Regions from separate parts of the Homo sapiens genome. Here region 2 is linked to region 1. Evidence: read pairs that join two places in POLR2A ChIA-PET (ENCODE). Cell type or tissue: K562. All regions are shown on one strand.

Region 1 (4,000 bases):
ACAGAGCTGGAAAAACTTCATCCCCACTCAGCACATACTAGGGAGGTAACTTGCCAGCTTTGCTTTGGGTCATAGTTCTTACAGCTAACTTATGTGTTCCAGAAAATTTACCGAGAAATCGACGTTGACAGGTCTGGTACCATGAATTCCTATGAAATGCGGAAGGCATTAGAAGAAGCAGGTAACCCTTTATAACTGCATTTTCGTTCCTAGTTTAATCTGTCTGTAGAATATGTGAACACTCATCTTATACCATATAACACAAGATTTGGTAAAGCTATAAAATAAAGTAGGTGCTGGTTTAATACAGACACCTCCTTTTCATTCCCCTTTCAAAGACTAATTGGTAAAATTAAATGCAGTAGGATGCTCTGCCCTCTGTGCCTTCTTGAATCCAAGTTTCCTTTGGAGCCGCCTGGCACAGTAAGCAGGCAAAGCCAGGTCTCAACAGCCTCCTCCAGGTGCTTCCTTTCTGGTGCAGGGTTGGTTAGGCAGAAATCAAATGTCTCAGCTCAGCCCTTAGGGTAAGACCCTAGCAGAATTGGATATCAATAAAAGGACACAAGCGAGTGGTAGACCAGCAAAGCAGGAGACTGCTGGGCTTTGGGAACAAATGTGTCAGCATGAGGCTGTTCATTCTATTTGCTGGAATATAATGCTGCTGCAGAGACCCCACACAACATTGGTTTATACGAGGTATGTCTTTCTGTCGTATAGCAATCCCAGCTCCAGCAGTCCACGGCTAGGACGGTGCCTCCTACTATCCTACCATGTCACTATCTGATCACGCTTCCCCCAGCCTCCCCCCATCCATGATGCCCACCGGACCTTCAAGGGTCACCCTCATCCAAGGGACCTGGGACAGCCTGCCACCACAAACACATGCCACCAACAGGTTGACAGAAGAAGGGCCCCTTGCCTTTAAGGGCACACAGGCCATTTCCGGTCACACATCCCACCAGCCAGACTCTGATCACAAGGCCTCTGTTGACTGCAAGGAAGCTGGGACATGCAGTCTTGATGCTAGGTGGCCATAGGCTCAATAAAAATTATTTTACTCTGGAAGGAGAGAGAACTACTATGAGTTTACCAGGAAAGCTTCTGCTCACATATATCCAGGAAGAATCTGATCTTCAAGACGATTGAGAGCTAAACAAAAAATCAAACAGCAGCAGCATGGTTAACAACATGAAGCAACTGTGACCATGAGAACAGAAACAGGCAAGAAAACACTTATGTGTCAGCAAAGGACACAGGCAGGGTGAAGGTGGACAGTTCAAAAACAAAAGAAACAGCAGAAGGTACTGGCTTTGCAAAATCAAACCAGTCTCACAGAAGAGCAGCCAAGGGACAAAAGCAATTATACCTCATTTAAATCACCACATTAGTTTCATAGCCTGTGAGCGCAGCTAAATGGAACAATCTAATGCTTAGCAATGAGTTTGTTTGTTCATGTAACTTCAGGTTTCAAGATGCCCTGTCAACTCCACCAAGTCATCGTTGCTCGGTTTGCAGATGACCAGCTCATCATCGATTTTGATAATTTTGTTCGGTGTTTGGTTCGGCTGGAAACGCTATTCAGTAAGTGGATATTTGGGGAATGACTCATTTCAGTTCTCTTGGTATTAAAGTGGCCTGCCTTTCACCTCGGTGAAATCATCTAAACTAGAGACATGTCTTCCAGGAGTTGAGAATGAAATTCCCTCTTTACTAATTTGAGGGTGAGGAAGAAAGCATGTATGGTGGTCAGTGAAGTCAGTTGCTGAACTGAAAAGAGGATAATGTGATCTGTTTCAGCTCACTCACTTGTGACACCCTCTTTTTCTCCCTCCACAGAGATATTTAAGCAGCTGGATCCCGAGAATACTGGAACAATAGAGCTCGACCTTATCTCTGTGAGTCAGCAGGCCCCGCCTTGCTTCTAAGGGGATGGGGGAGGCATGGGGCGGAAAGGGCTGTTACTTGAGTGATCTGCTTTTTCAAGTTTTGCTTTAAAGAGCTCTTGGTCTGTCGGGGCCAGGCCTGTAACCGGTTGTAAGATCCCACAATGCACTTTTACTTGCAGTTGTTTTCCAACCACCTATTCTCAAGTCCAAAATGCACGCCTGGCTCCCTCTTCTCATGAGCTTTGACTTGAGTGTAGCTCAAGGTTAAACTAAGGAGTGGCTGCAGGATCATGCTTAGAAAAATGAACTCCTGATTAGCATGCAAGGGAGAACATGTTTATATAAAGAAATCCTTCAGCTGAAATTCAAGTTGGGTTTTGGGAAGATCCATCATTCTTAGAGTGGATCTACTTAAAATACTTTAAGCAAATTAGTTTTCTCTACTCCCTCCCCGTTTAAGATAAAACCAATACTAGTAAATACGTTTGCCATTTATTATTGTTATTGCACTCATGTGTCTGGAACCCTAGCAATACACATCTCTGAAATGATCATCAATCTGAATTAAGTGGGTATGCTAATTTCACAAAAAGCAAAGCGTAAAATGTTCTCGTGTCATCCCAATGACAGGAAGTTCTCTCACTGAAAGAAAGAAGCCAGGTGGGGTATACTTCCATTATCACCTGGCTCCAGTCAGCATTTCCTCTATACTCAGGGAAGGCCACAGAGGGCCGGGCGAAGTGGCTGACACTGGGTGAGAATGGCAGTTGTCAGTCCTGTCCGTGTAACAGAGGAGTGAAGTGGTGAGGAGGGCAGGTCTAAGGCACTGGCAGCTCTTTTCCATGGATTTTGAACTCTGGAGGAAGGCAGCAACTAAATAACTGTCTCATTCTGCTATTATGCATTGTATTAGCAAAGTGAAAATATAGTCTATCTGGTTACAAATAACACTAACTTGCTTAAAACTTTACATATCCTAGGAAATATCTCTACCCCTAGATTGCAATGTAGAGTCAACCCCATCTCTAAAAAAATAAAAAATTAGGCTGGCCGCAGTGGTTCATGCCTGTAATCCCATCACTTTGGGAGGCCAAGGCAGGTGGATCACCTGAGGTCAGGAGCTCAAGACCAGCCTGGCCAACATGGTGAAACCGCGTCTCTACTGAAAATACAAAAATTAGGGCTGGGCGCGGTGGCTCACATCTATAATCCTAGCACTTTGGGAGGCCAAGGCGGGCGAATCACCTGAGGTTGGGAGTTCGAGACCAGCCTGAGTAACATGGAGAAACCCCATCTCTACTAAAAATACAAAATTAGCCAGGCGTGGTGACACATGCCTGTTAATCCCAGCTACTCGGGAGGCTGAAGCGAAAGGATTGCTTGAACCCGGGAGGCGGAGGTTGCGGCGAGCTGAGATTGCACCATTGTACTCCATCCAGCCTGGGCAACAAGAGCAAAACTGCATCTAAAAAAAAAATTAGCTGGGCGTGGTGGCAGGTGCCTGTAAATACGTTACTCTGGAGGCTGAGGCAGGAGAATCACATGAACCTAGGAGGTAGAGGTTGCAGTGAACTGAGATGGTGCCACTGCACTCCAGCCTAGGCAACAAGAGCAAAACCCTGTCTCAGAAAAAAATAAATAAAAAATAAAAAAATGAGCCAGGCATGGTGGTGCGTGCCTGTAGACCCAGCTACCCAGGAGGCTAAGGTGGGAGGAACACCTGAGCCCAGAAGTCAAGGCCGCAGTGAGCCATGATCTCCCCACTACATTCCATCTTGGGTGACAGAGCAAGGCCCTGTCTCAAAAAATTTAAAATGAAATAAATAGTAGAGTCAACACAACTGTGACACGAAACATGCCACATGTTAAGTTCTGGAAATCCTAGCCTGTCATTCTTGCTGGATATCCTATTCTACCCCAGCCACCCACCCCCACTCCAGGGTCCACCTGGCCTGCCTGCTCAGTCCACTCCCTCCGCATCTCCTCCGAGAAGCATCTTCTTACCCACTGGCTTTTCCTGCCACTCCTAAGCCTTACCTTTTGCAGGTTCCTGGAGATCCTCGCTTCTCGTAGTCTTTGCAAGGATGAGCCATGTTCAGAAGCTCTCCGTTCAG
Region 2 (4,000 bases), 68 kb after region 1:
CATTCGAGCAACTGGAAATGGCTGAATGTCACTGGTCATCTCACAGCAGACATTCTATGCGTCCCTGTCCTCCACTTCTCCCAACATGCCTATCCTACTCTGCTCCTTTCCTATTAGGGTGATCCAAAAGTAATTGTGGTTTTGCCATCAAAGGTGATGGTAAGAACCGCAATTACTTTTGCACCAACCTAATACATCATCAACTTCAAGCCGTATTTACAGATATCATCTCAGGAAAGACTACTCAACACCCCTCATACAAAAGCTAATTATCACACCCCTTCTCTTTCCCTGCAGATGTGGAAGATCTGAGATCTCTATGGTAATATTAGATAGAGGTGGGAAGAAATAGCTATTGAGATGTTTCCTTTGCCCAGGGGGAGGTAACCACCTCCACATCATTTGAAAGTTGATAAGAGAACTATCTGCCAATCTTCTCATCAGTATGGATTTAAATAAGGGACGATGTCTCCATTTTTTTCTTTTTTTTTTTTTTCCATTTTTCCTTTTCTACTTTAAAACTACAGTAAGGTTATGCTTTGAAAAGCAATTTTTGAAGTTACCATTAGCCAAAAGAACATCATTACCATTGTTTGTCCTGTCAAACATATAAAAATATTCTAACCCAAGCATTTGCCATCTTGAACAGAGTATGTGTTTGCAGGCAGACAGTTCGAATCTCATTTCTACTAGTGACCAGAAACAAATTACTTAAGCCCTTTGAGCTTCAAATTCCTTATCTGTTGAATGAGAGTGGGAAGATCAACTTCAGAGTGTAATAAGGGGATTAGACGGGATGACCAACCTAAATCACCAGGCACAGTGTGAGGCACAGAAAGGGGGCTCCTCTTCATCCCTGGGAGGGAAGTTAGAGTGAAGCTTCCACTCCCCCTGCTTTTACATATAAATTGTTCACTCCCCTGTGGAAGAACAGTAAATTGCCTTAATCATTTTTTATTACCACAAGTAGTTTAAACTGGTAATCTATAATAGTTTATTCATTATGGTTTTCTACCACTTTTCTATGCTTGTGCCTTAAGGAATTTTGGGTTGATATGTTTGAAATTTAAATAAAGTAGTATTAAGTTATAAATCTGTATCCAGAAAAACAACTGAAGTGAAAGTTCGGCCAACTGCGGTGGCTCACGCCTGTAATCCCAGCACTTTGGGAGGCAGATCACTTGAGGTCAGGAGCTCGAGACCAGCCTGGCCAACATGGTGAAACTCTGTCTCTACTAAAAATAGAAAAAAAAATTTAGCTGAGTGTGGTGGCGCACTCCTGTAATCCCAACTACTCGGGAGGCTGCTGCTAGAGAATCACTTGAGCCCAGGAGGCAGAGGTTGCAGTGAGCTGAGATGGCGCCACGCCACTGCACTCCAGCCTGGGTGATAGAGCAAGACTCTGTCTAAAAAAAAACAACAACAAGTGAAAGTTCAGTACTTACTGGTCCAATGAACATATTCATTGAAAATCTGGTTCGATTATCATCCAAATAAATAATTTGTTTTCGAGTATATTTTATGTAGAAAAAAAGTTTCTAAATCTGTAAAACTACTTTTCCTGCCCATTATCTACTGATGTTTAAAATTTGCATTTCTTTAATAAGACACATTTATTTTAGTAAGACGGTATGCAAAGTGTTTTAAGAAATCACTGACTACTTAAAACTTGATGCTCATAAAGGATCCCCGAATGACCAAACTTCTTGGCTTGCCCCAATAAGACATAGAATTTTAATGTCTCACCTACCACTGCAATATAACTATACATTTCATACATAGTCACATCATCTGTGTTTTCTTTTTTCAATTACATCTGATTAAACAGAATGTTCTGTTCAGTACCTAGCACACCATCAAAAACAAGTATTTAAATAATGTGTGGCTTAAGTGGCATGAGCTGAAAAGAACACTCTGGATTCCTAAACTCTTAATTCCTGTTCTTCTTATTCTGTGAGATCCTTGTGGAGAAAGCTGGTGAGAGGTATGGTATGCAGTTATCCCATTTAAGCTAAGGAGAGGCTAGATAACATGAGCTTCAAGAATACTCAGTGTTAACTTCAGAAAGACTTTTTAAAGAGTGCCATACACTATGGTAGATCACCAAAAGAGACAAAGGTCTACAGTATTCTTTAAAAGCTCCAGAAAAGAAAGTTTTGTTTTATTGTCTGCTGAGGCGGTGGGGATAAAGACGGAGGGAACACAGCTCTTCCTAGAAGCAGTGTATGCGAATAAATGACCCTCCATGTGTCTTCCAGATAAATACATTCTCCTTAATTGTTAAATATAAGCAGGTGTATGCTTGTGTAAATTTCTTTTAAAAAGTCTAAATCTGGTTTCTCTGAAACAGGTAAAAATACAGAAATTTTCAAACGTCTTTCAGCTTTTAAGAGCTGAAGTCACAAGGCAACAAAACTAACGCACATGAAATGTGAGATGCTCCTGGGTGCGGTGGCTCATGCCTGTAATCCCAGCACTTTGGGAGGCCGAGGCTAGTGGATCACGGGGTCAGGAGTTCAAGATCAGCCTGGCCAATACAGGGAAACCCTGTCTCTACTAAAAAATACAAAAATTAGCAGAGCGTGGCCTGTAATCCCAGCTACTCGGGAGGCTGAGGCACAGAACTGCTTTAACCCCAGGAGGCGGAGGCTGCAGTGAGCCGAGATCGCGCCACTGCACTCCAGCCTGGACTACAGAGTGGTGAGACTCCGTCTCAAGAAATAAATAAATAAATAAATAAAAGAAATATTTTGCACATTTCTAAAAATAGATTATTTGTTTAACAGCCTTTGATAACTGTAATTCTATAAAGATAGGAACCTCTCTTTAGGGACCTAATCTAAACTTTATTCTGGAATAAAGCCTGATCTAAGCTAATTTGCTACACTATTACTCAAGCAAAAAGAATTCTTTCAGACCATGATATAATCATACAAATAAAATGTTCCAAATACATAACTTGAAGTCATACAAATATAATGTTTCAAATACACAACTTGAAAGATTTTTAGTTTCAAAACACAATTTTGGTTGTGTTTTGTGCAAATCTGTGCAAATAAAACCAGACCTTTGTAAATAATAATACAAGTATTTAAGCAAAAGTTAAGCTACTGGTCTGTAGAGCTGCACACTTTGCAGTTATGCTCAGAAATATACAAATCCTACTGATCAGGTGGTCAAACTGCTAAAGGAGATACTGTAATATCCCATTTTTTTCCTAGACCCTCAAAATTAGAAGCTCAAATTTTATTCTGCAGCATCATGAAATAACTAGAAATAATTATGCCTCTGCAGCACTGAAAGATAAAATGCCATAAACTTAGGAATTAAACTATGATCACTTCAACTGAGCTTTTTAAAATAAGCCATTACTTTCTCTTTCTTTTTTTTTTTTTTTGAGACAGTCTCGCTCTGTCCCCCAGGCTAGAATGCAATGGCTCACTGCAACCTCCGCCTCAAGGGTTCAAGATTCGCGATCTCGGCTCACTGCAACCTCCGCCTCTAGGGTTCAAGATTCTCCTGCCTCAGCCTCCTGAGTAGCTGGGATTACAGGCACACGCCACCACGCCCAGCTAATTTTTGTATTTTTGGTAGAGATGGGGTTTCACCATGTTGGTCAGGCTGGTCTCAAACTCCTGACCTCGTGATCCACCCACCTCGGCCTCCCAAAGTGCTGGGATTACAGGCGTAGCCACCGTGCCCGGCCCAGCTATTATTTTCTTAAAACCATCTATATAAGGGCTATATGATGACATCGGTTTGACTGCATTGTCATACAGTAGCCACCAGGCATGTGGCTATTTAAATATAATTAAAATTAACTCAGGTTCAGTTCTTCAGTTCCCTTGGCCACATTTGAAGTGCAGTAGCCACATGTGGCTGGTGACTGCCATGCTGGACAGCAAAGATACAGAGCATTTCCATTACAGCTGGACATTCATGCCAAATATACAGCATCTCCAATGACCAAGTGACAGGCAAATTCAAGCCTTCTGGTCTT

Evidence for each region. Peaks named below come from ENCODE experiments on the same cell type or tissue, not always from the same donor. Only the 100,000 strongest peaks of a DNase experiment are listed, where the experiment ranks them.
Region 2: POLR2A ChIA-PET joins it to region 1 with 10 read pairs; 15 of 35 experiments call an interaction of 5 or more read pairs at or near these places.

Annotation. Positions count from the first base shown.
Region 1 is chr1:223,770,345-223,774,344 of GRCh38, forward strand. CAPN2 (calpain 2) reads left to right here. Exons shown (of 21, transcript NM_001748.5): 18 at 103-181; 19 at 1,465-1,581; 20 at 1,837-1,895. LOC105373041 (a long non-coding RNA gene) reads right to left here. Exons shown (of 2, transcript XR_949167.3): 1 at 3,924-4,000; 2 at 2,367-2,742. Among named protein-coding and RNA genes, the nearest start is that of CAPN2, 60 kb to the left of the region's middle. RefSeq lists an enhancer at 1,901-2,556. In K562, no CTCF peak of the experiment used is centred here; a DNase peak (open chromatin) is centred at 1,917.
Region 2 is chr1:223,838,531-223,842,530 of GRCh38, forward strand. All of the region lies in intron 1 of TP53BP2 (tumor protein p53 binding protein 2), which reads right to left. Among named protein-coding and RNA genes, the nearest start is that of TP53BP2, 5.4 kb to the right of the region's middle. In K562, no CTCF peak of the experiment used is centred here; no DNase peak of the experiment used is centred here.